Regions from separate parts of the Homo sapiens genome. Here region 1 is linked to region 2. A link is an interaction called in ENCODE POLR2A ChIA-PET data of the cell type or tissue named here. Cell type or tissue: GM12878. All regions are shown on one strand. Links, peaks and the distances in the headings refer to the core of each region. The heading gives the core; the rest is flanking DNA. Region 1 holds the start of LOC105374542 (a long non-coding RNA gene). Region 2 holds the start of LOC105374545 (a long non-coding RNA gene).

What was found. ChIA-PET counts read pairs that join two places held together with the same protein. Peaks named below come from ENCODE experiments on the same cell type or tissue, not always from the same donor. Only the 100,000 strongest peaks of a DNase experiment are listed, where the experiment ranks them.
Region 1: POLR2A ChIA-PET joins it to region 2 with 10 read pairs; 5 of 35 experiments call an interaction of 5 or more read pairs at or near these places.

Annotation. Positions count from the first base shown.
Region 1 is chr4:26,288,857-26,304,864 of GRCh38, forward strand. It overlaps LOC105374542 (a long non-coding RNA gene), which reads right to left and starts at 10,210. Exons shown (of 2, transcript XR_925508.3): 1 at 10,142-10,210. It also overlaps a transcript of RBPJ not described here. RefSeq lists a silencer at 9-58 and an enhancer at 11,155-11,918. In GM12878, for the core only: no CTCF peak of the experiment used is centred there; no DNase peak of the experiment used is centred there.
Region 2 is chr4:26,190,576-26,206,583 of GRCh38, forward strand. It overlaps LOC105374545 (a long non-coding RNA gene), which reads right to left and starts at 7,426. Exons shown (of 3, transcript XR_925510.3): 1 at 7,090-7,426; 2 at 6,149-6,349. LOC124900690 (a long non-coding RNA gene) reads right to left here. Exons shown (of 4, transcript XR_007058094.1): 3 at 9,971-10,082; 4 at 7,554-9,532. It also overlaps a transcript of RBPJ not described here. RefSeq lists enhancers at 6,641-7,170, 13,951-14,040, 14,024-14,525. In GM12878, for the core only: no CTCF peak of the experiment used is centred there; DNase peaks (open chromatin) are centred at 2,824, 4,384 and 6,976; H3K4me3 peaks cover 366 bases; H3K27ac peaks cover 855 bases.

The DNA.
Region 1 (16,008 bases), core at 5,324-13,323, 100 kb after region 2:
CAGTTATTTAACAAGTAAGTTGTATAGCTGGGGATTAAGCCCAGCACAAAGCATAAGGCCTTTTCACCATCCTTCAAATGAGAAACTTGGCATGAAGGCCTTTGCACAGAAAAGTTTCATTAGGAAGATTGACTATTCCTTACTTCCTACCAATTGTTTTTACCTATTTTATTAAATTTTTTTATGTTTAACTTACATACTTCCAAAATTACTTGAAGCAGTTTACAAATAAAATGTTTAAGAAAGAAAGAGGAGTAGGGCTGGGCCTGGTGGCTCATGCCTGTAATCCCAGCACTTTGGGAGGCCGAGGTGGACAGATCACTAGAGGTCAGGAGTTCAAGACCAGCCTGGCCAACATAGTGAAACCCCATCTCTACTAAAAATACAAAAATTAGCTGGGCACAGTGGCAGGTGCCTGTGATCCCAGCTACTTGGGAGGCTGAGGTGGGAGAACCACTTGAACCTGAGAGTGGTATGCAGGTCAAACCACTGCACTCCAGCCTCAGCGACAGAGTGAGACTTGGTCTCAAAAAAAAAAAAAAAAAAAAAAAGAAAAAGAAAAAGGAGTAAATAATTCTAGGCACCAGAAATGATCATATTACAACACTTGGCAATAAATTTGGTTCAGATCTTTCTGGCAGCAGAGGTGAAAAGAGAAGCGTGATAGGCTGCAGAGATTTCACTTTCTGACAAGAGTGAGCATGCATGCTATCATTGCCTGAAGCTAAATTCAAGAAGGACTTTATCACGTGGAGTTGTGTAGAGTTAATACCGCTTAACATTGTGGTCAGTATCTTCAATCACACGCTTGCAAAAGATGTACTCATATTAACCCTGAATGTAAACAGAGGACACACCTCACCTGTAAGTTGGTTAATATATTTGAGGAAGAAGCTGAGGAAAGGTGGCCCAGGTACCTTTCTCTCTAATGTCTTTACCAAATTAAGGCATAGAACTTGGAGAATATACAGGAATTGAAGGTTGATCTGTCTGGTGGACTGTCTCTCAAGTATCAGAGTTGTGAGAGTGCTTGAATGACCTGCTAAATCTTGTTAATTTGTCTTGGCATCTTGTAACAGGTACCTACCTGTAATATAAATATTCTATATTGTCAATTAATTAAGGACTTTGCTAAAAGAGAGCAAGGAATGCCAATATAAAGTTAAAGAAAAATATAAAATAAATAAGTTAGGCTGGGCATGGTGACTCATGTCTGAAATCCCAGGACTTTGGGAGGACATGGTGGGAGGGTTGCTTGAGGCCAGGAGTTCGAAACCAGCCTAGGCAAAACAGCGAGACCCCACCTCCCATCTCTACATGTGACTTAAAAAACTTAGCTGGGCATGGTGGTACATGCCTGTAGTCCTAGCTACTTGGAAGACTGTGACAGGAGGTTCACTTGAGCTCAGGAGTTTGAGGCTGCAGTGAGCTATGATTGCACCACAGAACGAGACCCTGTCTAAAAAAAAAAAAAAAAAAAAGTAAAAAAAGTTAGACCGCATGAGCTGTAATAACCCTTTTTGGACCAATATGCTGTGACTCTGTGGCTTTAAGGATGAGATGCCAATATGCATTCTTGTCCCAGTAGAGAGCCAGCCCAGTTTGGCCTGGGTGTGAGAAGCAAAGCTATCAAAAGCTTTGGCCAATTTTTTCCCCCAAAAGGAATTCCAAATATATCCAAGCTTCTATGTTAGTGACTGATTGAAACCAAAGCTTTATACCATATGACATAGAATCCTGGAATAGATAACTTTAGGCTGAAGAAAAAAGAAAAGTTAAGGCAGGTGTGAGCAGCTGTCCAGTTCTGCCATAAAAGAAATCAAGTTTAACTTCAGCGATAACATGCCTTCTTTTAAGCACTCGAGTTTTGTTAGGTTCTCTCCAGTTGGCTGAAAATTACACCCTAAATATTCCTCTAAAAGTAGATAACTTAGTGCACTTTTATTTAATATTACAGTACTTATAAAGGTTTCTATTAATGGGTCTCCTCCTTCGAGAAGAGAATCGTAAATGAAATACATAAAGATTAATAGCCTTTATTTATTTCTTAAACCAGCTGGTCTTCCTCTAAGAAAGCAGATATGCTAAAGTAAATAATCCTTCATTTTAAAAAATAGAAAGCATTCCCCTTGAATGCTGTTTACTGGCTGTGAGCAAATAGGTATTCACTTAGAAGGCTTTGCTCTCTGTTTATTACCCATATTTCTATAATACCTGCTTCAGAAGTGTTGCAGAAAGACAAAATTAATGTGCATGGAAAAAAAGCAGAGAAAATGAGTGTTAATCTTTGTGGAACAATCCAGAGTCCAGAGAAAGAGGCGAGTAGGGGGAGAAGCCACTTGTTGGAATGACTAGTATATTAAGATTCTCTTCTGGGTTATGGGTTAACATCTGCATCATTGAGGTCTATTCACAACAGGATATTGTTCAGTATAACTTTTTGCATCCAACAGAAATACAAATATTAATTTTCATGGCATAGAGAAAACTTCAAAATTTGGGAAAGTACTGAAGGATGTTATCACAAAGTTGTCATTTAGAGTCCAAGAACAGTCTTAACAATTGTACAAGCTTCAGAGCAAGGGCAGAAAATCAAGACATCAAATTGTCATGTGGGAAATCTATTCTGGGGAGTTGTAGAATAAATACTCACTAATAAGAAAAGGTGGGGAAGGTCCTTCTAAGCAAAGGAAATGAGTGACAAGACAAGCAGGTATGAATGACTTTTTTTTTTTTTTGAGATGGAGTCTCGCTCTGTCGCCCAGGCCAGAGTGCAGTGGCACAGTCCCTGCTCACTGCAACCTCCGCCTCCTGGGTTCAAGTGATTCTCCTGCCTCAGCCTCCTGAGTAACTGGGATTACAGGCATGCGCTGCCATGCCTGGTTAATTTTTGTATTTTAATAGAGACAGGGTTTCACCATGTTGGCCAGGCTGGTCTTGAACTCCTGACCTCCGTTGATCCACCTGCCTCGGCCTCCCAAAGGTCTGGGATTATAGGTGTGAGTCACTGCGTCCAGCCCTTCAGTTTGTTTTTTAAGGTTTTACATATATTTTTATTTTTTCCAGTTTTATTGAGGTATACTTGACAAATAAAACCATACAAGTTTAACGTGTACAATGTGACGATTTGATATATGTACATATTGTGAAATGATTACCACAATCAAGTTAGTTAACACATCCCTCACGTCACACTTTTACTTTTTTTAATGTGTGGTGAAAATATTTAAGATCTAATGTCTTAGCAGATTTCAAGTGTGCAATACAGTATTGGCAATTATTGCCACCATGCTTTATATTTAGTCTCCAGAACTTACTCATCTTATAACTGAAAGTTTGTACATTTTGACCAACATCTTTCCATTTTCCCTACTCCTCAGCCCCTGGCAACCTCTATTCTATTCTCTGCTTCTATGAGTTCAACTTCATAGATTTTACATAAAAGTGACATCACACAGTATTTGCCTTTCTCTGTGTGACTTATTTCATTTAGCATAATGGCCTCAAGTTGCATCCATGTTGTTGCAAATGGCAAAATTTCCTCACTTTTTTTTTATGACTGAATAATATATATATTTTTATGAGATGGAGTCTAGCTCTGTTGCCCAGGCTGGTATGCAGTGGCACAATCTCGGCTCACTGCAACCTCTGCCTCCCGGGTTCAAGCGATTCTCCTGTCTCAGCCTCCCGAGTAGCTGGGATTACAGCCGCCCACCATCGGGCTCAGCTAACTTTTGTTATTTTTAGTAGAGACGAGGTTTCACCATGTTGGCCAGGCTGGTCTCAAACTCCTGACCTCAAGTGAGCCACCTGCCTTGGCCTCCCAAATTGCCGGGATTACAGGTGCGAGCCACTGAGCCTGGCCAAAATCCTAACAGAATAACATTCTATTGTGTATGTATTAAAAAACTGTGGTGTGTGTGTATGTGTGAGGTATATACATATATATATATATGGTGTGTTTATATATATATATGTGTATCACAATTTTTTAATCCATTCATCCATCAGTGGACACTTAGGTTGTTTCCATGTCTTGGCTATTGTGAATAATGCTCCAATGAACATGGGCATGCAGATATCACTTTGATATATGGTTTCCTTCTGATGTTATACCCAGAAATGGGACTGCTGGTTCATTAGGGTAGATAGCATATTTGGATCTGTATACTATGGACACTTGGATATAGCTGGAGCACAAGGTACAGGGAGGGGAGTGAGAATGGGAGAGTAGGCTGGAAAGGTAAGCAGAAGCCACACTCTGAAGGGGCTCTTAGGCCAGTTGGGGTCCTTCTACTGCATAACCCAGGTTCCTCCTCAGGCCCAAGTAGGCTCTTAGCATTCCCTTTTCTTCCTCAGCTGCAGGCCTCAGGGCTTTGCTAGGTTTCCCCCCTTTACTAGGTGTTACCACTCACCCCATCTCTTGCATCTGGAAGGTGGTGCCCTCAGCTTCCTTTTTTTTTTTATTTTGTTTATTGCAAGACAGCACAGAGTCAGCTTGGCATGATGGCTCACACCTGTAATCCCAGCACTTTGGGAGGCTGAGGCAGGAGGATTGCTTGAGCCCAGGAGTTCAAGGGCAGCCTGGGCAACATAGTGAGATCCTGTCCTCACAAAAAATTTTTTTTAATTAGCCAAGTCTGGTGGCACATGCCTAAAGTCTCAGCTACTTGGGAGGCTGAGGCAGAAAGTTTGCTTGAACCCAGGAGTTCGGGGCTGCACTGAGCTGTGATTGTGCCATAGTACTCCAGCCTGGGTGACAGAGTGAGACCATGTCTCCAAAATAAGAAATAAAAAAATAAAAAGCACAGAGTTTTTATATTAAAAGATTTTCCAATGCTAATTATGATGGCAAAACAATTCAGGAATGACAAAAATAATAGACATGTATATGAGAAGTGTTTTTTTCTTCTTTTTTTGAGATGGAGTCTCGATTTGTCACCAAGGCTGGAGTGCAGTGGCACGATCTCTGCTCACTGCAACCTCTGCCTCCCAGGTTCAAGCAATTCTCCTGCCTCAGCTTCCCCAGTAGCTGGGATTACAGGCATGTGCCACCACACTCAGCTAATTTTTGTGTTTTTGGTAGAGACAGGGTTTCACCATGCTGGCCAAGCTGGTCTCGAGCTCCTGACCTCAGGTAATCTGCTCACCTCAACCTCCCAAAGTGCTGGGATTACTGGCATGAGCCATGGCACCCGGCCAGGAAGTTGTTTTTGTTTTTGTTTTTGTTTTTGTTTTTGTTTTTGTTTTTGTTTTTTTGAGATGGAGTCTCACTCTGTCGCCCAGATTGGAGTGCAGTGGCACCATCTCAGCTCACTGCAACCTCTGTCACCCGGGTTCAAGCAATTCTCCTGCCTCAGCCTCCCGAGTAGCTGGGATTACAGGCACCTGCCACCATGCCTGGCTAATTTTTGTAGTTTTTAGTAGAGACAGGGTTTCACCATCTTGGCCAGGCTAGTCTTGAACTCCTGACCTTGTGATCCACCCGCCTTGGCCTCCCAAAGTGCTGGGAATACAGGCATGAGCCATCACGCCCGGCTGGGAAGTTTTAAATTTAGGAGTAAGATGATCTGATTTACATTTTTAAAAGTACTCCAGATGTCGTGTAGAGAGTGGATTGTAGGGGACGGGAGTGGAGTAGAGGTCGGGAGAAGCAGGGAAGGTAACACAGGTACCTAGAAAGAGGTGATGGTGCCCCGGACTAGGGCGTAGAAGGAAGATGGTCAAAATTTTTATATGTAGGCTGGGTGCAATGGCTCATGCCTGTAATCTCAGCATTTTGGGAGGTCGAGGTGGGTGAATCACTTGAGGCCAGGAGTTCAAAACCAGCCTGGCCAACATGGTGAAACCCTGTCTCTACTAAAAATACAAAAAAATTAGCCGGGCATGGTGGTGTGTGCCTGTAATCCCAGCTACTCGGGAGGCTGAGGCACAAGAATCACCTGGGAGGTGAAGGTTGCAGTGAGCTGAGATCGCGCCATTGCACTCCAGCCTGGGAGACACAGCAAGACTCCGTCTCAAAAAAAAAAAAAAATTATTACATGTGGGCATAGTTTAACAATAGGACTAACAAGACCTGCCACCGGGTTGGATAGGGCTGATGACGGAAAGAGGAATCAGGGATAAACCGTGAACCCCTGGAGGGTATTACTCTGTTCACCAGGCTTTGCCCTTCTTAGGAATGATCCCTTCTGGACATTTCCTCTGGATTAATGGGTTTTGGGCTTTGGGACAAAGAGCCGTAAATCACTGAAAACATTTCAGCAGGGAAATGACAAGACATTACATTTTTCTCCCCTCCACTAGGCTTACATTTCCTCCAATGAGAATGACTTTGTGGAATGAAATGACAAGTATATGGCCGTTGTCCAGGAAGAAAGGGTGCATCAGTGTGTGTGTGTGTGTGTGTGTGTGGGTGTGTGTGTGTGCATGGGTGTGTGTGGGTCTTCCACACATGCACATACGTGTGAGGGAGAAAGATGCTTCTTCCCTTCCATTCACGGCATGAATTGTTTTATCTCATTGTAAGTAGTTAATGCTAGTAGTTGTTGCAGTAGTAGTAGTAGTGGACATATTAGTGCCCAACTCTCTGCTTCTTAAAAAAGTAGCAGTCTGCTTTTTAGGAAGCAGAAAGTTGGGCACTAATGTGATGGAGTGTAGGATCAAAACCCTGATGAGATGTGACTGGAAGGAAGATACTAATGGCAGTAGAAGAGAGGAAAGAATGGGTAGAGATTTCAAAGGCACACTCTACCCAACTGTACCCAATTCTCAGAATTGGTCCTGTAAAGGCAGCAGGTTTTCTGGAGGTCACCTCCTTCCCCATAGCCCTGTGGCATCAGGACATCAAGCTCAAGGCTGATTTGGGACTTGGATGAGGGCCGTTAATTGTGGATCTTCAGCCACTCAGTGTGGGCTGGTCCAATAATCATATGATTCAAGGATGTTTAGGGATTTCCTGCCTCTACAATCTGAGCCCCTCTGCTGAATCCACTCTCAGATTTTGATGCTGTAGTTAACCCCTGGGGTGAAATTAGAGGAAGGATATAATTGTATAACCACAGTAAATCACTTCACTCCTGCAATGCTCATTTGATATCAGTAATGGAGAAAACAGATTCCTCCCATTTAGAACTACTATAAGAGCACCTGAATTAATGAGCCCAAATGAGTTCATAAATGTGAATGGAGAGAAAGCACTTCCTCTACCTCCACTGAATGTCTTTCCTTTGGGCCTGTCTTAAGTGGAGTTTAGAGGGACTATTGGATTCCTTGAACTGGCAATTTCTGTAATTACCAGTAGTTGCTGAGCTTCCTGATGTAATTTCTTCTGTAGAACAGAAAAGTTCCTAATATTTGGCACAGCAATCTCCCGCTATAATTACAGGAACACAAGGCTGTTAGTCACATCCCTACCTACCCCACCTCTAACAATGCTCTTTTTTTCTTTTTTTAGCATTAGGTAGCTGGGAGAAGACTTGAGCTTAAAACTCTGCTGTTGAATGTAGCTGCTGAGCATAAAGCTACATTCAACAGCAGAATGTGGCTTTATGGACGGTGGATGGTGTCCTTAAGTTAGGGTGATATTAATCAGGTTCAATGTCAATCAAATGGTTTAGCAAAGAAGGACAATACTTAGGGCATTTATTTAATGATTTATTCGCCGCTCTATTTCATACAAGTTTTAAGGAGGTTGGCATATATGACTATTAAATATCTTATTCTTTACTTTGATGAATAACAAATAGTTTTATTTTAATAAGTTCCATTCATGTTTATATTCTATTTTTGACCAAGTAGAATAGTTTTCTTTGTACCTAATATACGCTACATACTTGTCATTGGTTACCTACCACACCCTCTCTGAAGAGCAAGGTCAACAATAAAAGAGCTTAATTCAGAGGCCATAATTCATTCTGTATTCTGTTAATAAGCAACATCCATTTAAAATAGCAATTGCGCTTTCAAGGTCCTGGTATTATTCAGGCAAAGACTCAAAATGATCACTTTCTTGGCATACATAGAAGCCCAAATGTTAAGATGTGTTCTGTGGGCAACTCTCTGCTTGTTTTCTTTCCTAGACAAGTGGTTAACCCGTGTTGCATATCCTGTGTTTATAGAATTCCAGAAAGGTCGTGTCATGTAAATCACTTGTGGACTGGGCACGGTAGTTCATGTCTGTAATTCCACCATTTTAGGAGGCCAAGGCAGGAGGATCGCTTGAGCCCAACAATTTCAGACCAGCCTAGGCAACACAGCGAGCCCCGGTTTCTATGAAAATTTTAAAAAATTATCCAGGCGTGGTGGCAGACACCTGTAGTCCCAGCTACTTGGGAGGCTGAGGTGGGAGGATCACTTGAACCTGGGAGGTCAAGGCTGCAGTGGGCAGTGAGCACACCACAGCACTCAGCACTCTAGCCGGGGTGACAGAGTGAGACCCTGTCTCAAAGATAAACAAATAAATTTAAAAAATCACTTTGTGTGTGTGTGTGTGTGTGTACGAGAGAAAGAGAGAGAGAGAGAGAGAGAGACAGAGAGAGACGGTGTATGGGGGGGATGTATAGGGAGAATGTAAACAGAAACATCTTGAGGAGAAATCCAGCAGTGACTGAGAATGTCGATGGAAGATGCTGGCCTTCGCTTCCACGTGTTATTGTGTTTCTGTGTTCATTACCTGTTACCTTTTTTATAAGTAGCAGAGGGTAAAATAATATGTCCAAGTGGCGACTGGCTAAAGAGACAGAGCATAAAACAGCTGGTCAGACACCCTGGTTTAGTCTATCATTTATAAAGTTGAAAAACTTGAAGTTGAAACCAGATGCAAGAAAATTATAATTTATCAAAGAAAAAAAGAAAGAAAAAGAAAAAAGAAAATTTTTATCTATTTTTAAAAAACAATTCATTTTGTCCTAAAATCTCTGCCAGTTGTTTAATGAGCAGCAGCTTCTAAAATAAACAAAGAATATGAGAAAAAAACAAAAAACAAAAAAAAACCACCACCCAGAATTGATTAGTAGGAAAAAGTCCCAGGAGAGCTTTCTAATGTTGCCTTAATTTTTTTTTAAATGCTATTATACTGTTCATCTCCATTAACTTTTCTTTTTTGGAAGGGAGGTACTATTTTAAAATTCAGGGTTTTGTCTCTAATTTTAAAATGACAATTAGCACAATCACTGATACAAATGTTTCTTCTGATTTCCATGAAACGGATTAATGTTTTAATTCACCTGAACCACCAACTGAATGCCGTAGGCCATTTTGAAAACATTCACTAATCCTTGAAAATAGCATGCTTTCCCTCATATTTTTTTTCAAACACTAATCCTTGGGAAAAAAAAATACCTTCTCTCATTTTCTATTCAATGTTTGCTATTGTTGTAACCTAAGTAGGACCTCTTTGAACAAATGCAAAATTAAGTTTAACTCACAATTGAGTCTCACATCCTGTGGTCTTGGAATTTTAAAATTTCATTCAAAACACACATTATAAACAAAGTCTCCCAAATGACCATCTAGAGAGGAATGTGGCAAAAATCCAGAAACTATTGTAATATTTGGAACTAGCATAGCACAAATAATCAGTGTGTTTTTTTGAAGAGGAGATTATGGGTTGCAGTTTTACAAACTCCACGGGGGATCTGCACGAGATGGGCAAAGTTAAATTAGTTGTGTGCCTCCCAGAGAACCTAAACTCTTTACAGTAAGTGAAGAGGAAGAAGTATTAAAAGGATCTTTTTAAAACCTAGTATTTGTTCATTATAACCATAATTGGAGCAAACATTCTGGCTTACAAATTCCTATAAACTCAAGATCAAAGCAGTGTGCTTGACAAGCCTGTTCTTTAGCACATTAGTTTGGTATTATTAACAGTGGAGACTGATTCAGGGCGGGTTGTTGGGGGGATGTGGAAAGGACAAAGGCCAACGCCAAAACTTATGTCATCAAGCCAGGAAAATCCAAATTTTAGAGGCAGGAAGACCAGAGGAGTTATCAACGTACAAAATAATATTCTGAAGAAGTGCTTTTGAATGAAGAAGTAAACCTGTGAAATCAATTTAAGAACTAAAACTAACCATTGAAGGCACATTTAAAATTTACGCTTCAAAGAAAAAAGGTAGGTCAGAGAAAGCTGAATTCGTACCTCCGAAAATGCACGCTTTCCTGGGGCAGCAACTTGTTTCTCTCCGATTCCAAAAGAATGAAATAAAAGAACTCCAAAAAAGGAATGTAGCAAGGACATACTTTCTACCTCAAAAAAATAAAGGAGTTGGGGTCAGGGCAGAGCCAACTAAGAAGATGGAAACCAATCACATTTCAAAATGATTCTTACTTTCTTAGGAAAGTTTAATATGATGATATCCTATGCGTTTCTCATTTTATCCCTCAGTTAATTTTAATGGTTTACAAATTCATCAACTTTTCTAAATCTGTTTAGAAGAACACCCCTATCTAGAAGATTCACCCAAATTTCATGCTTATTTTTAATATCAGTATTAACACATCATGTAGATCTGTAGCCACTGATATGGTAGCTAATATTTTTCTGCCCTTAAGTAATTGAGTATAAGTAGATTTCACCACCTCTGTAATGTTTCAGTTTCAGTTTTCATACACCATTCTGAGAAATTTTGTGAACTAATATAGCATTTTAGGCTGTTTTCCTCTTAATCATCATAAAAATGCCTCATGTGGGAGAAAGAAAGGAAAAAGATTTTCGGCATATAAATTGTATTAAGTTTATAATACACAAATAGGAATTGCTTTATCCTGGCAAATAACGAGCAGATTTTAAGAAAAGATAGTTAAGACTGTGTGCTTTTTTTTTTTTTTTTTTTTTTTTTGAGACAGTTTCGCTCGTGTTGCCTAGGCTGGAGTGAAATGGCGAGATCCTGGCTCACTGCAACCTCTGCCTCCTGGGTTCAAGCGATTCTCCTGCCTGAGCCTTCCAAGTAGCTGGGATTACAGATGCCTGCCACCACGCCTGACTAATTTTTTTTTTTGTTTTCGTATTTTTAGTAGAGACGGAGATTCACCATGTTGGCAAAGCTGGTCTCCTCACCTCAGGTGATCCACCCGCCTCGGCCTCCCAAAGTGTTGGGATTACAGGCGTGAGCCACCGCGCCTGGCCCAGTTGTTGTTTTCAACACAAACCTCTTAATGAAGAAGCAAGGTTTTTGGAGGAGTGGAAATGGCATGAAATTGTTGGTTAACAGATATAAATTAAAAGATTCTTGACTTGGAAGCAGAAAGATGGCATCGCACCTTATCTGCCCACTTCTGACCAGAGTGTCCTTGGCCAAATCACTTGAATTTTGGGAGCCTTGTTTCTTCCTGCTTTAAAATAGGGATAAAAACATCCACCTTGCAGAGCTGGAGGTGTGTGTATGGGCAGGGGTGGGGGTGGGTGGTCTTGATGATAAATGTTAATAGTTGGCAGGAGGCTTTGCCCTTTTATAACTGGCATTCAGAATTTGAATGCTCATCACTTTTCTTTTCCAATCTAGACTTTAACTAAAGGAAGGAAGAAATATCCAAGTCTATACTCCTGAAAGACCTTCGTATCTACATAGTGCTAGAGCCTAAACGGCAAACTTAAAATTGTAAATGTTGTTGTATTGTTTGAAACCTTCCTTCATGAAATGCAGACTTAAAGCAGCTTAAGAAGGTGGAATGTACTACTAAGCAAAAGGAATTTACTATTCAGAGGGCGGCTGACCTGAATAGAAGTCCGCCTCCCTCCCTCTCTAGCACTGATCACTCCTGTTTAATTTTCTGGCATAACCTTTATCATTATTTAAAATGTCTGACTTGTTTACTCTTTCATTATCTGTGTCTCTATACTCGAATACTTGAATGCAAGTCCCCTAAGGGCCTTGACCTGTCTCTCCAGTGCTTAGTAACAGCCCCTGGCTCATAGAGGGTGTTCAGGAAATTCTTCTTTTTGAATCAACGGATGACAGATGAAGATTTAATAAGATGAAAGTGGGATAGGATAAATAAAGCCATTAGAGCTTGAGTCATATAAGTATTAAATATTTGATAGAGTAGAGGCTTTAAAGAAACAAATGAACTACCTGATGGCAAATTTAGAAGATTACACTGACACACTGTTCATCTGACCTGTGGTTCTAGACAGAATTCTTCACAGTTAATTTCTTAAGAAAGTTACAGATGAACACCCTAAAACATCCAAACAGGGAGGGGACTGCTGATCCAATGACTACTTTGTGCCAGGCATTTTGCAATGTATGTTACATGTGTTACTTATTATTAACTACAAATGGATGAGGTGAGTATTTTTATCCTCGGTTTGCAAATGATCCCAGAAGTTAAGGAACATACCCAAGGATTCCCAGTTGTTATGAACTAAGATCTGACCCATCCTCCTGCACCACGTGGCCTCTGTTTAAATTCCTTTAATAACTGTTCTGGGTCCAAATAAAAAAACAGGGATAGCCGGGCATGGTGGCTCACACCTGTAATCCCAGCACTTTGGGAGGCTGAGGTGGGCGGATCACGAGGTCAGGAGATCGAGACCATCTTGGCTCACACGGTGAAACCCCATCTCTACTAAAAATACAAAAAATTAGCCGGGCGTGGTGGCGGGCGCCTGTAGTTCCAGCTACTCGGGAGGCTGAGGCAGGAGAATGGCGTGAACCTGGGAGGCGGAGCTTGCAGTGAGCCAAAATGGCGCCACTGCACTCCAGCCTGGGTGACAGAGCGAGACTCTGTCTCAAAAAAAAAAAAAGAAAAAAATTTAAATTTTTTTTACATGCATGCAGTAAATACATGCAGTATTGCCCATTTTTAAAATAATAGAAAATTTCAATAAAAAGCAGTTTTGCAATTTGTCACATTTTTAGAGGCAATTTGGGCTAATCCCTGGAAGTAGGCATGATATAGGCTGAAGCTAAATATGAAGCCTAAGGATAATTTATATTTATTTATTTATTTGAGACCATGTCTCACTCTGTTGCCCAGGCTGGAGTGCAGTGGCGCAACCTTGGCTCACTGCAACCTCCACTTCCTGGGTTCAAGTGATTCTCCTGCTGCAGCCTCCCGAGTAGCTGGGATTATAGGTGTGCGCCACCAGGCCCAGCTATTTTTTTGTATTTTAGTAGAGATGGGGTTTCGCCATGTTGGCCAGGCTGGTCTCGAACTCCTGACCTCAAATGATCTACCTGCCTCGGCCTCCCAAAGTGCTGAGATTACAGGCATGAGAAATGAGCCCAGCCAGGATAATTTTTAAAAATAAGTATAAAAGGACAAAATTTGCACAGATTGTTAGAAGAGTATAACAACAAGGAGAAAGTCTGATGACACACTTCCTGATGGAACCTTAGCCATTGGAGCTGTCAAGGAGTTACCTCAATCATGGGTCCCAGCACAAGGCTAAGTCAGAAGAGGAACTTCTCTGAATTGTAGGGTATCTTCAGCTCCATTAAGATAGAGCCTTAAATTGGCTGAACTTTAGAGCTGGAAGGAACCTTTAAGGTGTTCTTTTCTATTTCTTCATACTTTCTTCTACATTTGAAAACAAGGAATTTCTATTTCCAACTCCATTCTTTCCCCTCTCCCCAGTCCCGTTTCTCCAGCTCTCTGGAATGGCCTACAAGTAATGTACTAGATCTTAGGTCCTCCAGGTAACATCAGCATGCTTATTACCCTTCAAGTCTCCCCAGCGTTGGGGTCCTAATTCACAATGGTAATAAGGGAGGAAGTGACCCAGCAGGCCTAGCATAGGGCTGGTTATAGAGAAATGTCAGAGGAGTATCCAGCATTCGCATTCTAGCAATGTCTGTAACTGTGAGTATGAGCTAGGGAAAGTTTCTTCATTTTTCTGGGCCACAGCTTCCTTAGCTATAAAAAGGGAAGTAGAAGTCCTGTTCAGGGGTGTGGAAGGATCAAATGAGATCATCTCCATTTGAAGTCTCTTGGACTAAGTTGGCGCTCAATGATTCCAGCTATTATTTTTATCTTAAACTAAGATCATTCTACATCTGAAAGGCTGAGGAATCTTATCCTTGTCAGAAACATAATCTGGCTGGGCGCAGTGGCCTACATCTGTAATCCCAGCACTTTGAGGGACCGAGGTAGGCAGATCACTTGAGGCCAGGGGTTTGAGACCAGACTGGCCAACATAGTCATACCCCGTCTCTACTAACAATACAAAAGTTTGCTGGGCATGGTAACGCATGCCTGTAGTCTCAGCTACTCAGGAGGCTGAGGAAATAGAAACGCTTGAATCTGGGAGGTGGAGGCTGCAGTGAGCTGAGATCACACCACTGCACTCCAGCCTGGGTGACAGACTGCAACCCTGTCAAAAAATAAATAAATAAATAAATAAATAAATAAATAAATAATAAATGAATAAATATATATATATATAATCCATATGAAATATATATGTAATCCATATGAAATATATATATATATATAATCTTTATGAAATATATATAATAATCTCAGAGCCGAGTGCAGTGGCCTACATCTGTAATCCCAGGAGTCTGAGGCCAGAGGATTTCTTGAGCCCAGGAGTTCAAGGCTACAGTGAGCTGTGATTGTGCCACTGCACTCCAGTCTGAAAAAAAAAAAAAAAGAAAGAAAAAAAAGAATATAAAGAAATATAATCTTGAACTTACTATGAAGCTAGAAGGTAAGTCAACTAGCAAAGAAATGATTATTTGCTTATTTTCTATAGAGTTTATTTTATCATTTAGTTGCCCCCACTTGAACATTTATAGAAGTATATGACTTATTAATATGAAGTTTATAATCATACTAATTTGATTTTTAAAGCATCTAGGCTGGGCGTGGTGGCTCATACCTGTAATTCCAGCACTTTGGGAGGCCAAGGCGGGAGGATTGCTTGAGCCCAGGAGTTGGAGACCAGCCTGGGCAACATACTGAGACCCGTGTCTCTATTTTTTTAAATACTATATAAAAAGCAAAGCATGTAATTGAATAAAGTTAAATTAATTTTTTCTGCTCTCTCTCCTGTCTTTGCTTAACAGTTTCATTGAGATGCACTTCACATACCATATAATTCACTCACCTAAAGTGCAAATTCAGTGGTTTATAGTATATTCAGAGTTGTGCAGCCACCAACACAATCAACTTTGAAGACTTTTATCACTCCAAATGAAGTCCTATATCCTTTCACAGTTATCCCCACATACACACTGCCGGGCCCTAGACAGCCATTAATCTGCTGTCTCTATAGATTTGCCTTTTCTGGACATTCTAGAATCCCACAAGATCTTTCATGATTTGCTGCTTTCATTTAGCACGTTTTCAAGGTCCATCCATGTTGTAGTGTGTTTCATACTTTATGTCTTTTTATAAACTAATAGTATTCTATTTTCTAGATATATCACATTTTATATCTTCATCAGTTGATGGACATTTGCATTGCTTCCACTTTGGGGCTTCCATGAATAATGGTGCCATGAACATTTATGTTTCTGTATGGACGTGTTTTCGGTTCTCTTAAGTTTACACCTAAGAGTAGAATTGTTGGGTCATAGAGTAACTCTATCGTTACCCTTTGAAGAACTGTTAGGTTGCTTTTTAAAATGGTTACATCATTTTACATTCTCACCATCAATGTATGAGGGTTTCAATTTTCCACAACCTTGTCAACATTTGTCATTATCTGTCTTTTGGCTTATTGCCACACTAGCAGGTGAGAAATGGTATCTCATTGTGGTTTTGATTTGCTTTTTCCATGATGGCTAATGATACTGAATATTTTTTCATGTGATCAATGGTCATTTGCACATCTTTGGAGAAATATGTATTCAGATCTTTTGCCCATTTTTAATTGAACGATTTGTCTTTTTATTATTCAGTTTTAAGAATTCTTTATATATTCTCGATACTAGACCCATTTCACATATATTTGATCTACAAATATTTTCTCCCATTCTGTATTTTTTTTTTTTTTACTTTCTTGATAGTGTCCTTTGAAGCACAAAAGTTTTAAATTTTGATGAAGTCCAATTTATC
Region 2 (16,008 bases), core at 2,572-10,571:
ATGCATGCCTCTCTTCGAGGGCTCCAGAAGGGGCCTCAAAACTATCCTTACCCAAGTACTTTGTGGACAGTCTTCAGCGAGTTTGAAGACCATTAGCCTATGTGTAATTTCCTTGAATACAGGGGACCCTCTTTTGCTGTTTGACCCTTCTCTGTAACAGCAAAAATATTTATCTAGAGTAAGCTGTCAATCAATGCCTGTTGCACTGAGAAATGATGTCAGCTTTGTTTGGGGTTTTGCAGATCAGTTTCTTGAGAAGTAACATACATACATTGAAATGTATAGTGTGGCCAGGCACAGTGGTTCATGCCTATAATCCCAGCACTTTGGGAGGCTGAGGCAGGAGGATCACTTGAGCTCAGGAGTTTGGCACCAGCCTGGGCAACATACCGAGACCTCGTCTCTACTAAAAGTCAACATAAAAACAATAGCCAGGCATAGCAGCACACACCTGTGGTTCTAGCGACTCAGGAGGCTGAGGTGGGATGATCACATGAGCCCAGTAGGTCAAGGCTGCAGTGAGCTATGACTGCACCACTGCATTCCAGCCTGGGCAACGGAATGAGACCCTGTCTCAAAAAAAAAAAAAAAAAAAAAAAAAAAAAATATATATATATATATATATATATATATATAGAGAGAGAGAGAGAGAGAGAGAGAGAGAGATAGAGAGAGAGAGAGGGAGAGAGGGAGAGAGAGATCGTATCAAGTGTATCACTCAAGGATGATTTTTTGATTTTTTTATATATATACAGACTCCTCTACTACCCAAATCAAGAGAGAGAACAACTGCAGCTCCACAGAGGGTTTTCTTGTGTCCTTTTTCAATCTATTATCTACCCCCATCCCAGGTAACATCTGCATTGGGAGTGACCAAGACCACCCCAGGTTCAATGACTCACCAGGAGGACTCATGAGACTCAGAACATAGTTGTACTCATGGCAATAATTTATTACAGTGAAAGGATAAGAAGCAAAATCAGCAAAGGAGAAAAGTGCAGGGAGCAAAGTCCAGAGGAAAGCAGGAGCCAGCTCCAAGAGTCCTCTCCCAGCCGAGTCATGCAAGACCCACTTAACTCTCCCAGCAATGACGGGAGACTACATGTATAAAATGTGGTCTACCAGGGAAGCTCATTAGAGACTTAGTATCCAGGGTTTCAACTGGGGGCTGGCTGGTCATAAAGGCACTCTTTGCCTACCACATAGCAAAATTCAAGGCAGATACTCAGTATAAACCATACTGCCTAGGCACAGTGAACCACGCTTATCAGTTAAATATTTATGGAGAATACTCTGAAAACCAAGTTCCCAGATGCCAGCTAAGGGCCAACCTTACAAGCAGGCCTTTCTAGGGATACCAATCTCAGGCCTGCTATGTAAACTCTTCCACAAACCACTATCCTGACTATACATTTGTTTGTCCCATTCTTTAAAATTTTTTTTTTTTTTTTGAGGCAGAGTCTCACTCTGTTGCCCAGGCTGGAGTGCTGTGGCACAATCTCAGCTCACTGCAACCTCTGCCTCCCAGGTTCAAGTGATTCTCCTACCTCAGCCTCCCAAGTAGCTGGAACTACAGGCTGCGCCACCACGCCCGGCTACTTTTTGTGTTTTTAGTAGAGACAGGGTTTCAACCATGTTGGCCAGGCTGGTCTTGAACTCCTGACCAAGTGACCTGCCCGCCTCGACCTCCCAAAGTGCTGGGATTACAGGTGTGAGCCACTGTGCCCAGCCCCATTCTTTAACTTTATAAATAGAATGACATAACACACATTCTTTTGTGTCTAACTTTTTTCACTTAAAATAATATTGTGATACTCATCTAAGTATTTGTCCTGCACACACAAATTCCCCCATATACACAACACAGATGTTGCTATTAATCATTAAATGCAATCACAGAACAAAAGGATTATGCAATACCCACTCATTAGATTAAAATGGCCAGTATCTAATGAGCACTTACTATATGCCAGTTACTACTCAAAGTTATTGACATATACTAGCACTTAATTGGTTCTCAACTCTATGAGGTGGGTCTGATTAACATCCCACTGCTGGATGAGGAAGTGAACAGAGACCAGTGGGCTGGCAGTTGGAAGACACAGCATGCAAACCCGGGAAGCCTGGCCCCACCAGTTTAGGTTTAACCATCACCACACATTGCCTCGCTGCCATGTAAGCCCATTTCTTATTATTTCCATTCCATAATAAGCACAATCACCATAATAGGCAGGATAACAGCCCTCCAAAATGTCCATATCCTAGTCACCAGAACCTGCAAATACGTCACCAAAGGGACTTTGCAGGTGTGATTACATTAGAGATCCTGAGATCGGGAGAATATCCTGGATTCTACAAGGGTCCTTATGAGTGAAAAAGGGAGACAGAAGAACCAGAATCAGAGAAGGGGATATGATGACAGAAGCAGAGGCTGGAGTGAGGCAGTTGCTGGCTTTGAAGATGGAAGAAGGAGCCATGAGCCAAGGAATTCAGGTCCCTAGAGGCTGGGACATTCAGAAAAAAAAGTGCAGCCCTGCTGACGTGGCACTTTTAGCTCCATTAAGATCCATGTCACCTTCTGACCTCCCAAACTGTAAAATAATAAATTTGTGTTCCTTTAAGCCACAGAACTAATGGGAAGTTATCACAGTAGTAATAGGAAATGAAAAGGCATGTATCAGTGGAGGGATGAATATTCACAAAGCGTTTCATACAAGCTGATCACAGCAACAGGTTGCCCAGAGCAACAAGGAGGCTCTTGCTTCCATATTGAAAATGAAGGTGCCTCTTGTCTCAGTTTTGGAATAAGTAAAGGTTATCCACAGAGACGCGTTCTCATTTTTACTTTTACAAAGTTGACTTTGGTGGTTCTTTTTATGAAAATTTCCCCTTTCTTCTTTGTTTCGGTGTCAATTTTTTTTTTAGTTGAAGACTTTTTAAAACTTTCCCTTCCTGAACATTTTCCACTGGGTTTGAGCCCTGAATCTGCCTTTCAACTTGCTCCAGAACACTGGCATCACCATAATCGCTAGTATAATAAATCATGGAACTATTACCCTTGCTCAACATAAGCACCTTCTCCACTCCCACAGAATTGCAATCGCTGCTGTCAGATTGTCTTCACACAGCTCAAGCTTCACACGGCAGCCAGAGGGAGCTTTTTAATCCAAAAATCTGACACTGCCTTTCCTGTTCTCCAGCTCCTTCCATAGCCCCCTCTTATGCTCAGAATGATGACCAGATTGCTAAGCCTGACCTCCAGAGCCTGCAATACCTGGCCCCTATTGCCTTCTCAGCCTCTATCTCCCTGCATAGTTTCCCATTCTCTGGTCCTACCAAGCTGCTCATTGCTTCAAAACATGGCAGGTTCTCCCAAGCCTCTCTCCCTCACACATCTTGCTTCCTTTACGTAGGGCAACATTCCCTCTCTCTTCCTTCAGGCTAATTCTATCCATTCCTTCCTTAGCTGATTATTACACCCAATTATCCCAGTGTCACCTGCAAAGACACGGGTAATAGCATTTGATAGACACACAGGTGTTTATCCAGAACATTCATCCCGTTTACTTCTGAACCATGGTTTCCTATGTCATCTATGTCTAATTTCTTGGCTGGATACTGGCCTGTCAGCCCCTTTCTCTGGCTCTTGGGTCTTGACCTTTCCCATTGGATAGTTGACACTATGAAACTTGCTCTGAGAATCTGGTACATTTGAGCCCCGGGTAAGAAACACTCCCAAAGGCTCTAGTCTCAGCCAGATATAAACATGCACATGAGCACACACACACATTTAATCCAGAAGAGAAACACTAAGGAGCACTGATATAATAACCATAGATAATATCTATTGAGCACTTGCAGCATGCCAGGCACTGTGCTAAGCACTTTAATAATCTTGTGCCCATTGTCAGATGAGGAAACTAGGTTCATGAAGATGAAATAACTTGTTCCGTGCCACACAGCCTATCAGTGATGGAACCACCAGGTCACATGACTTCAGAAAGCTCAGCCATCCCCCCAGAACAGATTTCTGGGCCTGTAGGCCCCCACCTATCACCACCACACTTCACCTCTCCTCTGAGCTAGCACAGTTACCTTTGCATTTTGTACCCTGGGTTCTAATTGTGTGGACCCGTGTGTCTCCACTAGACCATGAGCTTCCCAGAGGAAGAAGCTCAACTTTCATCTCAGAGCACACGATACAAATGCAAAATAAAATGTCTCCCTCAGAGAGTGGCTGTGACCAGTGGTCCTGAAGTCTCTGCTGCCCTGGTTTTGCACACCCTCCTAACCATATCTATGTGTGCACCTGCTAGGGAGCAAAGAATAAAATGTGAGACTCCTACTAACCCTCTCTGCCCAGGTTCCTGTATGGTGATGAGCTCTCTTTCTGAACTGATTCATAGCTGTCTTTTCAGGTTTATACTGTAAGCCACCTCAAATCTCTTGGGAAATAAAAGTGAGTTTATTTATAAATGAATACGTGTTTATCTGGGAGATTAATAAAAACTAGAGCCAGGCATGGTGGCTCATGTCTGTAATCCCAACACTGGGAGGTCAAGGTGGGAGGATCCCTTGAAGCCGAGAGTTCAAGACCAGCCTGGCCAACATAGCGAGACCTTGTCTTTACAAAAAGTTTAAAAATTACCTGGGCGTGGTGGCAGCATGCCTGTAGTCCTACCTACTTGGGAGGCTGAGGCAGGAGGATCACTTGAGCTCAGAAGTTCAAAGCTGCAGTCTTTTATCTATCCAGTTGTCCATCAACTGGTGAATGGATAAATGAAATGTTCTGTACAGCAGAACATTATTCAGTAAGAAAAAGGAATAAAGCTATGATCACACCACTGCATTCCAGCCTGGGTGACAGAGTAAGATACTGTCTCAAATAATAATAATGATAAGTTTTAAAGCTAAAATGATCCATGGTGGTCAGCTGCTTTACTTCTCCCCTTTCTCAGACAAAATAACTAAGGTCTATATCGAACTTCGAAAACTGATCTCTGAGTATGTTTTTTTTTGTTTTGGTTTTTGTTTTTTGAGACGGAGTCTCACTCGGTCGCCCAGGCTGGAGTGCAGTGGTGTGATCTTGGCTCACTGCAACCTCCGCCTCCCAGGTTCAAGTGATTCTCCTGCCTTAGCCTCCTGGGTAGCTGGGATTACAGGCGCCCACCACTACACCCAGCTAATTTTTTATATTTTTAGTAGAGACGAGGTTTCACCATGTTGGTCAGGCTGGTCTTGAACTCCTGACCTTGTGATCTGCCTGCCTCGGCCTCCCAAGGTGTTGGGATTACAGGCGTGAGCCACCGCACCTGGCCGTGTGTTTTGTATTTTGACCCACATGACTTTTTAGAGTGTCGTTATTTTCAAATTGAGTGCACACACACAAACATATACACACACACAAAGAGGAAACAGAGAGAGAGAGAAGAGAGAAAAGAGAGAGAGAGAAATCTGTTAGCTCTGGTTCTATTGAAATGTTGAAACATCTAGCAGCCTCTGGGTACATACCCAAAATAAATGCAAACATCCATCTACACAAAACTTGTAAGTGAGTGGTCATAGCAGCATCATTCATAATAGCCCCAAAGTAGAGGGAGCCCAAATGTCCATCAGCTGGTGTATGGATGAATGAAATGTTCTGTATCCACAGAGCAGAATATTATTCAGTAAGAAAAAGGAATGAAGTATTGATACCTGCTGCAACATGAATGAACCTTGAAAAACCTTATACTAAATGGAAGAAGCAAGTTGTCAAAGGCTCGATATCGTATGATTCTATTCATATGAAATGTCCAGAAGAGGTGAATTTGCAGAGACAAGAAAGTATATTAGTGGCTGCCTGGGACTGAGGGGAAAGGAGGAGCAGGTGTGACTGCTCGTGGGTATGGGATTCCTTTTAGGGGTGATTCTAAATTTACAAAATGCTTCAAATGTTTTATCTTGCCTGAGAATCATAACAAACCTATGAATTGCTTACTGTTATCTACATTCGATAGATCTGCACAGTCAGAAACTGAGTAGCCTATCCAAGGAGGTGAAATTTGAGCTCAGATTTTCTGACTTCGAATTCCACACTTCTTGATTTAGTATGAAATATTTCAAAAATACATAAAAGTACAAAATCACATAACAGACAGCCACATACCCACTGTTGAGATAAAACAGATGTCGGCATTTTGCTGCATTTGTTCCGGAGCTCCCCCAGCCCTTCCTGACTGTGTCCTGATCATGACACCATTCTTCTTTATCCTGGGCCAAATCTGCCATGCTGGAGAGGCTTGGATTGCTCCTCTGTCATGGAGGCTTCTTCTTCCTTCACTTTTAAATTAATGTTCAAGCGGATTTCCTTGGATCATAGGAATAGTTTAAAAGAGAATTGAGACCCAAAAGAAGAATGATGTAGAAACACTTGAATGTATTTCTCTTATCATCTGCCATCTGTATCAATCTTTCTCTCGCTCACTCTCTCTCTTTTATTTTTGTAATAACTGGTTAATTCTCCTTTCAAAAGCTCCAGAGGTTGTCCTGAAGGTTTAATTATAATGTTCATTATAATGGAGTATAGCTGGATCAAGTAAGTGGACTTCAACCAAGGTCAGCAGTGGCAAGGTTGTGGTGACCAGTGCTCGGTTGTCCTAGGACTGGTTATGATAAGATCTACTCAGCACTTGGGGAAACAGCATGTTGTATAGTGGAAGAATTGGGGACCCAGGACCACCTTTCCATCATGTGTAAAATGGGGATAATAACACAGGCTGGACCTCTGCCCCATCCCGGTCCAGATGTGCTCTACCATCCAGTACAGCTAAGGAAGAGTCACACTGGGTCAGGAAATTCAAGTCATTTCTTGAGCTGAATGCAATCAGGAGAAAGTGGGCCAAGGAGCCAGCTCAAGGTGAGTCATTTGGCTCAAGAGAACTTTGTCAGTGGTCCCAGCAACACACTCTGCTGCTAATAGCCATCTCGTTTGATCTCGGCACTGATGCTCAAACCACAGATTTCCTGGGCCTGCAGCCTCCCAGGAAATGGAAACCAAACAACAACGGATGATTCATATTTCCCCTAAAGCGGCAAGAGAGAAACTACCTGCCGCAGAAATTGCAGCCAGCTTTTGGAGGCCCTGGCCTGAACTGTTCCTCCAGCCTCCTCTGCTGATGTGTATGGGCACCCCTGGCCGCTTGTCTTCTGACTGGTTTCTCTCCAAAGAGAGAATAGGTAAAGGAGAGGAGAGAGGAGAGGAGGGGAAGGGAAGGGAGGGGAGTGAAGGGGGAGCAGAGAGAAAAGGAGAGTTAACATTTATTTATTAAGTGCCCATTTTCAGACAGGTTCTGACTATATCGGCCACTTTCCATATATTACTTTGTGTAATTTTCATTATAATACTATGAGGCAGGCCGGGCGCAGTGGCTCACTTCACACCTGTAATCCCAGCACTTTGGGAGGCCGAGGGGGGTGGATCACCTGAGGTCAGGAGTTCGAGACCAGCCTCAACATGGAGGAACCCCGTCTCTACTAAAAATACAAAATTAGCCGGGCGTGGTGGTACATGCCTGTAATCCCAGCTACTCGGGAGGCTGAGGCCGGAGAATTGCTTGAACCTGGGAGGCGGAGGTTGCGGTGAGCTGAGATCGCGCCATTGCACTCCAGCTTGGGCAACAAGAGCGAAACTCCATCTCAAAAAACAAAAAAACAAAAAAACAAAAAAACAAAAAATACTATGAGGCAGATATTAACTACTACCTGCCATACTATACATTTCCTTATTTATTGTCTATTTTCCCCTCTAAATGGTAAGCTCCAGGAAGTCAAGGGTTCATTGCTGTATCTCCACCTTCTAGAATGGTGCCTGGCACAAAATAGCAATAATAATTATAGGTAGCACTTATTTTATGCTGCATACTGTTTACATATTTTATACATTAACTCAAGCAAATAGTAATAATAATAATGATAACAGGTAGCATTTATCTTGTGCCAGACCCTGTTCTATTTGAATATATTAACTCAATTATTTCTCACAACAATCCTAATGACAGAGGAACTACTATCTCCATTTTCCAGATGAGAAAACTAAGGCACAGAGAAAAGTTTGGCTTGCCCATTTCCCAACAGTGAGAGAGCCACAGAATCAAGATTCAAATCCAGGCCACCAGCCTCTAGAGTTTGAGTTTTTAACCATAATACCATCTTGTCTTCTTATAAGGGATGCTTGAGAAGTATTTGTTGAATGAATGGTTCTTCCTGTTTCACAGAAGAAGAAACTCACTTTTTGCTAAGTCTCACAGCTTGCAGGATCATAACCACAGCCTGTAAAATTATTGTTTTGTTATTGCTCTAAAATATACACAACATAAAATTTACCCTTTTAACCATTTTTAAGTGTACCGTTCTGTGGCATGAAGTACATTCATTTACATTGCGATGCAACCATCACCACCATTAATCTCCGGGACTTTTTCTTCTTCCCCAACTAAAACTCTGCACCCATTAAACTCCTCATTCCTATAAAATTCCTAGCAAGGAGAAATGCAGGAAGCCAGCTGTGGGAAGTCATCTGAGAGAAGTGATTAAGAATTCCTGCCCTTGGCCGGACACGGTGGCTCATGCCTATAATCTCAGCACTTTGGGAGGCTGAGAGGAGCGGATCATGAGGTCAGGAGATCGAGACCATCCTGGCCAACATGGTGAAACCCCATCTCTACTAAAATACAAAAAATTAGCTGGGCATGGTGGTGTGCGCCTGTAGTCCCAGCTACTTGGGAGGCTGAGGCACTTGAACCCGGGAGGTGGAGCTTGCGGGGATTAGAGACAGTGAGGAAAGAAAAGGTTGATAAGAGAACAAGTTAACTGCGAGATAACAAGTATTCACTAACAGGAGGACGAGAAAATACACACACATGTCAGAAACACAAAACAGTGTTGGAACACAGGACAACGCCTCTGTGGGGCAATTCTTCGAGGTCAGTAGAAACTAAAAGTCTAGATTGAGCCTGGAGTGGCTGGGGAGGGGAGAGGAAGAAAATCCCTGGAAATGAGCTTTACCGTTCAGATCTGAAGCGGAAATTTTAAGTTTCTTTATCACAGAGACTATTTCTCCAACAGCAACTCTGGCACAGATTTGCCCCTTTCAAAAACCTGGCAAGTGGTTTCTTTTTGGGGGTGTTGAAAATGTCCTGGAATCAGACAGTGATGTTGGTTGCACAAACTTGGAAATGCACTAAAAACCACTGAATTGTACACTTTTAAAGAGTGAATTTTATGGTATGTGAATTATTTCTCAATTTTTAAAATTCTTAAAACACATGCACAGAAATCCTGGCCAGAACCGTTCAGTCGAGGTGATGCTATGGCTCGTTTCTTCTGTAAATGCTTCTTGGGGAGCTGTGCCATGTGATTCAATCCTGCAGTTGATGATGGAGGCCGGTGCCATCTTCGCTCCAGCAACGTTTCCACGTTGAGTTCTGCCAGTTCTCATTCTCACGTTCACCTCTGGCCTCTCTTCGCCACCTCAAGGGCAGAGTCTGCAGACCTGGTGGGAGGTGTGTTTGCCAATGAGGAACTTAAATCGTTGTAGAGAAAATAGGACTTTGAGTGAAGTTAGCAAAGTCCTTCGTCCTTATTTTTACAGTCACAGTTATGACACAAAACTTTAATTTTAGAAGATATTGTTGGCATTTTACTCTATCATAACAACTCCTTGAAATAGTGGTATTATTAATCCAGGAGGTTATTGAGGTATAGAAAGATGACTAACTTCACCAAGGTCCACAACTGGTGGCAGAGCCCAGATTTAAACCCAAGCAATCATGGCCAGATACGGTGGCCCATGCCTGTTATCTCAGAACTTTGGGAGCCTGAAGTGGAAGGGTCACCTGAGCCCAGGAGTTTGTGACCAGCCTAGGTAACATAGGGATACCCTGTGTCTACAAAAAATAAGAAGAAATTAGCTGGGAATGGTGGTGCATACCTGTGGTCCCAGCTACTTGGGAGGCTGAGGTGGGAGGATCACTTGAGCCCATGAGGTTATGGCTGCAGTCAGCCGTGACTGCATCACTGCACTCCAAAGCGAAACTTTCTATCTGAAAAAAAAAAGAAAAAAAAACCCAAGCAATCAGATCCAATGCCCACTGTACTATCCTCCCGTGTAATAGGTGCCCACAAATCTCCTCAACTTCAGGTCTCAGATTAGACATTGTTTCATCTCAGGAGCCTCCTTGACCCCTTACTGTGATTAGGTGCTTCTTGTCTCTGGCTATCTAGTTCCTGTATTTCACCCCTTTCATGTTATTTATCACATCAAGCTGTAAATTACTTGTTTACCTGACACTACCTAGATTGTAGATAGTGTGAGTGCAGGGATCACATCCACCTTGTTCTCTGATATACCCCCATGCCTGGCATATGGATGCTGTTCCAAAACCAAATTGAATGAATGAATGCATGAATGAATGAGTATCCATTCACCATCTCTTACTCTTAAGATAATCTTTGGGGTCTCTCTACTCTGTAATTTCCCAAAAAAGGTTTGGAAATTTGTTCCGCTTTGTCACCAATAATGCACATACTATAAAGCTCCCCTCCACAAATGGGTTTCTTTCCAAATGTTTGATGCTTTTCTAATTTTGTGACTCAGGCTTGTTGACTGGTTTTTGCCTCTGGGATCTGTCCTCCTGGTTTTAATTGTGGTCCCAAACTTGTGGTATAATTAGGATGTTGGAGACGGAAAAAGGATGGTGTAACTTTTACTTAACTGGGTGACATAGCTGAGTCGGTATTTCATAACTCCCTCTGTGGTACTCAAGCATAAAGAGCTTTAGCTCTATTACAGTGACTCTTTGTCAAAAACATGTCATGGACCTCCCTTTACAGGTGCCACAATTTCCCTCCTCAAGATGGTATCAGTGTGACTCCAAGGACCAGGTGGACTTTATCCTCATTTTCCATTTTTCACTCCACAGCTTCATTGCAAAACCCCCACCGTTCTCCCACTTTTACCTCTACCTCTCATTTTCACCCTCAACACACATGACCTGCAATTCACAATCCCTGGAAGCAAAAGGTACACTGATGTAAATCTCAATGCATTTACACTGAGAGTTAGGTAGACTGTTCTGTCATACCCTGCAGTGCAAACAGGCTATATTTTTCTAACGTTCTAAACCAAGTTACACCTACTTCATGCCCTCCACTCAAAAGAGCCAAGAGTTGCCAAATCCCAGAAGTTTCTCTTGGTTTATTCTTGCCCCCTGAGTCACACAAGAAACTCAAGACTTATACACAGATCAGAAATTTGCAGGGAGGGCCCTGGCCCTCCATCCATCATTTCAATGATACCCACGAGCTACCTGTTACAAAATTCAATGCTAACTTTTCAGTCTTCATCTTACTCCAACCATCAGCAGCACCGAACATGGTTGATTTCTCCCTTTTCCCCAAAAAACTTTCTTTCCCATTCTCTGGCTTGTCCTTCCCTTTTTCTGGCTGCTTCTTCTCAGCACTTTGCTGATTCCTCCTTGTCTTCTCTCATTTTAAAGTTGGCATATCCCAGGCCTCCACTTTTAGCCCTCTTCTTTACCTTCACTCATTCTCTAGAGGAGCTCATCTGGTCCACAGCTCTAAATGTCATCAACCTACAATGATCATTTCCAAAGGAATCTCCAGTTCCAAATTGTATTTCTAAAAAAAGACAACCAGATTTGCTGTGGATTGAATGTGGGATTTTTAAAAAGAGGGAATTGCTAGTCAAGAATGACTCCAGGGTTTTTAGCCTAAGCAAACAGTGGCAATAGGCTGCCTACTTGACACCTCCACTTACATGTCCAATAGACAACTCAAATTTCAACATATCTAAAACCTGATCTTTCCTTCCCCCCAGCCCAGCTTCATCCTCACTCTTTCCTATCTCAATAAATGACGATTTCATTGGCACTGTTTGCTTAGGCTAAAAACCTCAGAGTCATTCTTGACTATCAATTCTCTCTTTTTAAAAATCCCACATTCAATCCACAGCAAATCTGGTTGTCTCTTTTTAGAAATATAATTTCTCAGCTGGGCACGGTGGCTCATACCTGTAATCCCAGCACTTTGGGGGGGCCAAAGGGGACAGATCTCTTGAGGGCAGTAGTTCAAGACCAGCCTGGACAACATGGCAAAATCCCATCTTTACAAAAACATACAAAAACTAGCTGGGCATGGTGACACGCCCCTGTAATCCCAGCTATTTGGGAGCCTGAGACAGGAGAATCGCTTGAACCCAGGAGGTGGAGGTTGCAGTGAGCTGAGATCACACCACCGTACCACTGCACTCCAGCCTGGGCAACAGAACCAGACTGTCAAAAAAAAAAGAAAAAGAGAGAAAGAGAGAAAGGAAGGAAGAAAGGAAGGAAGGAAATAAGGAAGGAAGGAAGGAAGGAAGGAAGGAAGGAAGGAAAAAAGAAAAGAAAAGAGAAGAAAGAAAAGAAAAGAAAAATAATTTCTCACCTCCACCGCTGGGTCAACCCTATCTAGTCCAAGTCACCAGCATATTTTGGCTAAAAAGGGTCTATCTGTTTGAGGTCCAGTCTTATCCCCTTAGTCTAGTCTTTACATAGTAGCCAGAATGATCATTTTAAATCAAAAATCAAATTTCTATGCTCAAAATTACCTAATAGTTTTTCATTACTGTGAGAATAAAATTAAAGCACTGCACAAGGATCTGCACAATATCTACATGGCATGGCTCTCTCTTTCCGGAACAGTCTTTGCCACATGCCCACATGGCTCATTTCCTCACCTTCCTCATCTTTATTCAAATGCAACCTTCTCCCCAGGCCCTTCCCTGACCACCCCACATACAGTAGGGTCTCCATACCCCTATCTCTCTGTCCCTTTGCCAGCTTTATTCTTCTTCATGGCCTTTAGCATGATCTGTCATAAATTTATTTATCTCTGTGCTGTCTGTCTTCCTCCCCTAACAAGTAAGCTCGGTGAGAGAAGGGACTTCTCTCTATTGTGTTCATGGCTCTGTCCTCCACTCCTAAACAGGAACTGGCTCAGACCAAAGGCTCTGTTGAGTGAAAGAATGATTGGCCACTGCTGCTACCTGTGGGGTCCACCACATAAAGGCATTAGCTGCCAGCAGACCCACCATACCCCCAACATGCTTTCATCTCAACAAAGTGAGGAGGTGATCAGCAGCAATGGGGCCACGGAGGTTGGCCTTTAAGTAATTGCTTCATTGCCTCACTCTACCTGAGTACATCCATCAGATCAACCGGACCAGAATTTATTGTGCCTGACAGTTAGGAACCTGAGGTTCTGGTCCTGATGCTACCTCTGTCCTGCTGCATGGTCTCAGCTATGTTGTTTAAACTCACTGGGCCTTAAAATGAAGCCAGATGATCAAGTGACCAGGGTCTCACTCTCCCACGGGGCTGGAGTGTAGTGGTGTGATCACAGCTCACTGCAGCTTCAACCTCCCAGGCTCAAGCTATCCTCCCGCCTCAGCCTCCCGAGTAGCTGGGACCACAGGTGCGTGCCACCATGCCTGACTAATTTTTGTATTTTTTGTAGGGATGGGGGGGTCTCACCATGTTGCCTAAGCTGGTCTTAAACTCCTGGGCTCAAGTGATCCTTCCGCCTTGGCCTCCCAAAACACTGGGATTACAGGTGTGAGCCACCATGCCTGGCTGAAGTCAGTGATTTTTTTTCTTTAATGTGAAAGAAATAGAGTACATAGTTTTTGCACTCAAAAAATGCTGAATCTAGCAGAGGAAGTTGTCCCCACACCAATGAAAGAGGTGTCGCCTTTGAAGACAGGACATACTGAGTCTGCTCAGTAAAGGCTGTCAGAGTTCAGGAAATGATTTGCAGAGGAAGGCGCCTTACTGGTCCTTGGGGACGGGTCTATGCAGCCCAAGCATCTGTGCAGTTACACAATGTGCTTATGAGCGTGGGTGGCCCTTCTAGCCATCCGCTGGGGATGGGACTACTCGTGGGTAGCCTGGTAGATGTGGCCATGCAGAGGGGTAGCACATTGAGATGAGATGACCTGGGTGAAGCTCACTGTTGTGTCCAAGTTGGAAGTGACACAGCTCAGCAGTGGGACACACGAGGGGAATCCCAACACCACCAGCTATGAGATGTCTGGCCTCAGTTTTCTTAGCATGAACATAGCACTGCTCTCGTAAAATGGTTATGAGGGTTCAGTAAAATACAGCATACAAAGTGCTTAGCATAAAGCATGGTAGACAGTAAGTGCTCAATAAAGGTTAACAGTAGCCTTGTTTTATTACTGTTAGTGTGTGCCCTGGAGCATTCTTTCTGAGTTGGGCTAAATATAGTCTCACCCCCTGCACTCATTTCACTGGAGACACCGGTCAGAAAACTGTGAGAATCTGGCAAGTGTGGAGTTGGCCACCTTTCCAAAGGGATGTGCCAAGGTCCTGGCCTCGGCGCCAGGGGCCACGTGGCTGGAAGGAGCTGCCTCTGGGAGCAGAGTTACGACTGCAGGATGGGGGAGGGGCTCAGTTAAGGGCCCAGGGCTCCCGCTGGCCACCAGGAGCACAGGAAGAGGGCCAGCCAACAGGTTCTCAGAACAGGCATGCAGTGACAGCTCTTGGCTGTCTTTCTCAAGCAGTGGCAGGTGTGCACTTATCTTTAGCAAGGAGAAGAGATGTGGGAGCAGCTCCGGCCCTGTGCCATCTTTCACTGCCAGCTGCCAGTGTGGAGTATAGGACATTGCCTCACCCTCTGCACAGTGTAGAAGAACCCAACACAGACCATGGAGGGCCCATGAGGCTGGATTAGCAGCTGCAATTCTGGAGTCAGGCTCCTGGGTTGACTATGTGGGATTCCTTTTTAGCTTTTCTTATTGCCCTCTCCTTGCCCCACCGCACAGTCCTACATTGCTGCAGTTGTCAAACTTTCAAATGGGAGCTGGGCGGCATGGCATGAGCCTGTAATCCTAGCTACTTGGCAGGTGGGGATTCCAGACCAGCCTGGGCAACATAGAGAGACACCATCTAAAAAAAATTTTTTTTGTTTTGTTTTTGGAGATAGAGTCTTACTCTATTGCCCAGGCTGGAGTGCAGCGGTACAGTCTCAGCTCACTGTAACCTCCACCTCCCAGGTTAAAGCAATTCTCCTGCCTCAGCCTCCTGAGTAGCTGGGATTATAGGCATGCACTACCACTCCTGGCTAATTTTTGTATTTTTAGTAGAGACAGGGTTTCACCATGTTGGCCAGGCTGGTTTCAAACTCCTGACCTCAAGTGATCTGCTCACTTCATCCTCCCAAAATGCTGGGATTACAGACATGAGCCGCCACACCCAGCCTAAAAAAATTTTTTAAGAAAAAAAAAACTTCTAAATGAAACTCAAGTTACAAAGAATAAGTAATCCATTCAGTCTGTTGAGTTGAGTAAATATGATATATGCGTATTTTTTTTATAAATTACACATAGATGAACATGTGGCATATAGTCTTATACCTAAAATAAGTGGATAATATGGTAGTCTACGTGAAAACACTAAAAGCTTTACTACCTCTCTTCTAGAAAATCCCAACTGCCACTACTGCCTCCCACTTCTCCCCAAAATGAAAAGATTTCGAACATTCTAATGTACACAGTTCCATCATGGCTACAATGATTATTTTCTTTCAAAGCAATGGTTTTCATTTGCCAAGATTGATTTATTTTTGTTTAGTGTTTTTTCGCCCTTGGTGTGACAAGTCTTGGTGATAACTTTAGCAAGAAGAGGGACTGTGACTATCCTTGTGAAATTAGCAGTTGCTTCAAATCATCTTCTTCCTCCATAGATCCAGATTTATTCCTCCCCCTCCCAGGAGCTCACTGTGGTGCTCTGCTTTCCGAGAGTTTATGTGTAACTTCCTTTGCTGTGGAGGCCAGGCTCTAGGTTAACTTCTGGAAGTATCTTTGGAAAGTAATTCTCAGGCATAACTCCAAGAAAAAGAGACACATGGTGAGGAACTGACATAATTTTTTAACACCACAACCAGCATATT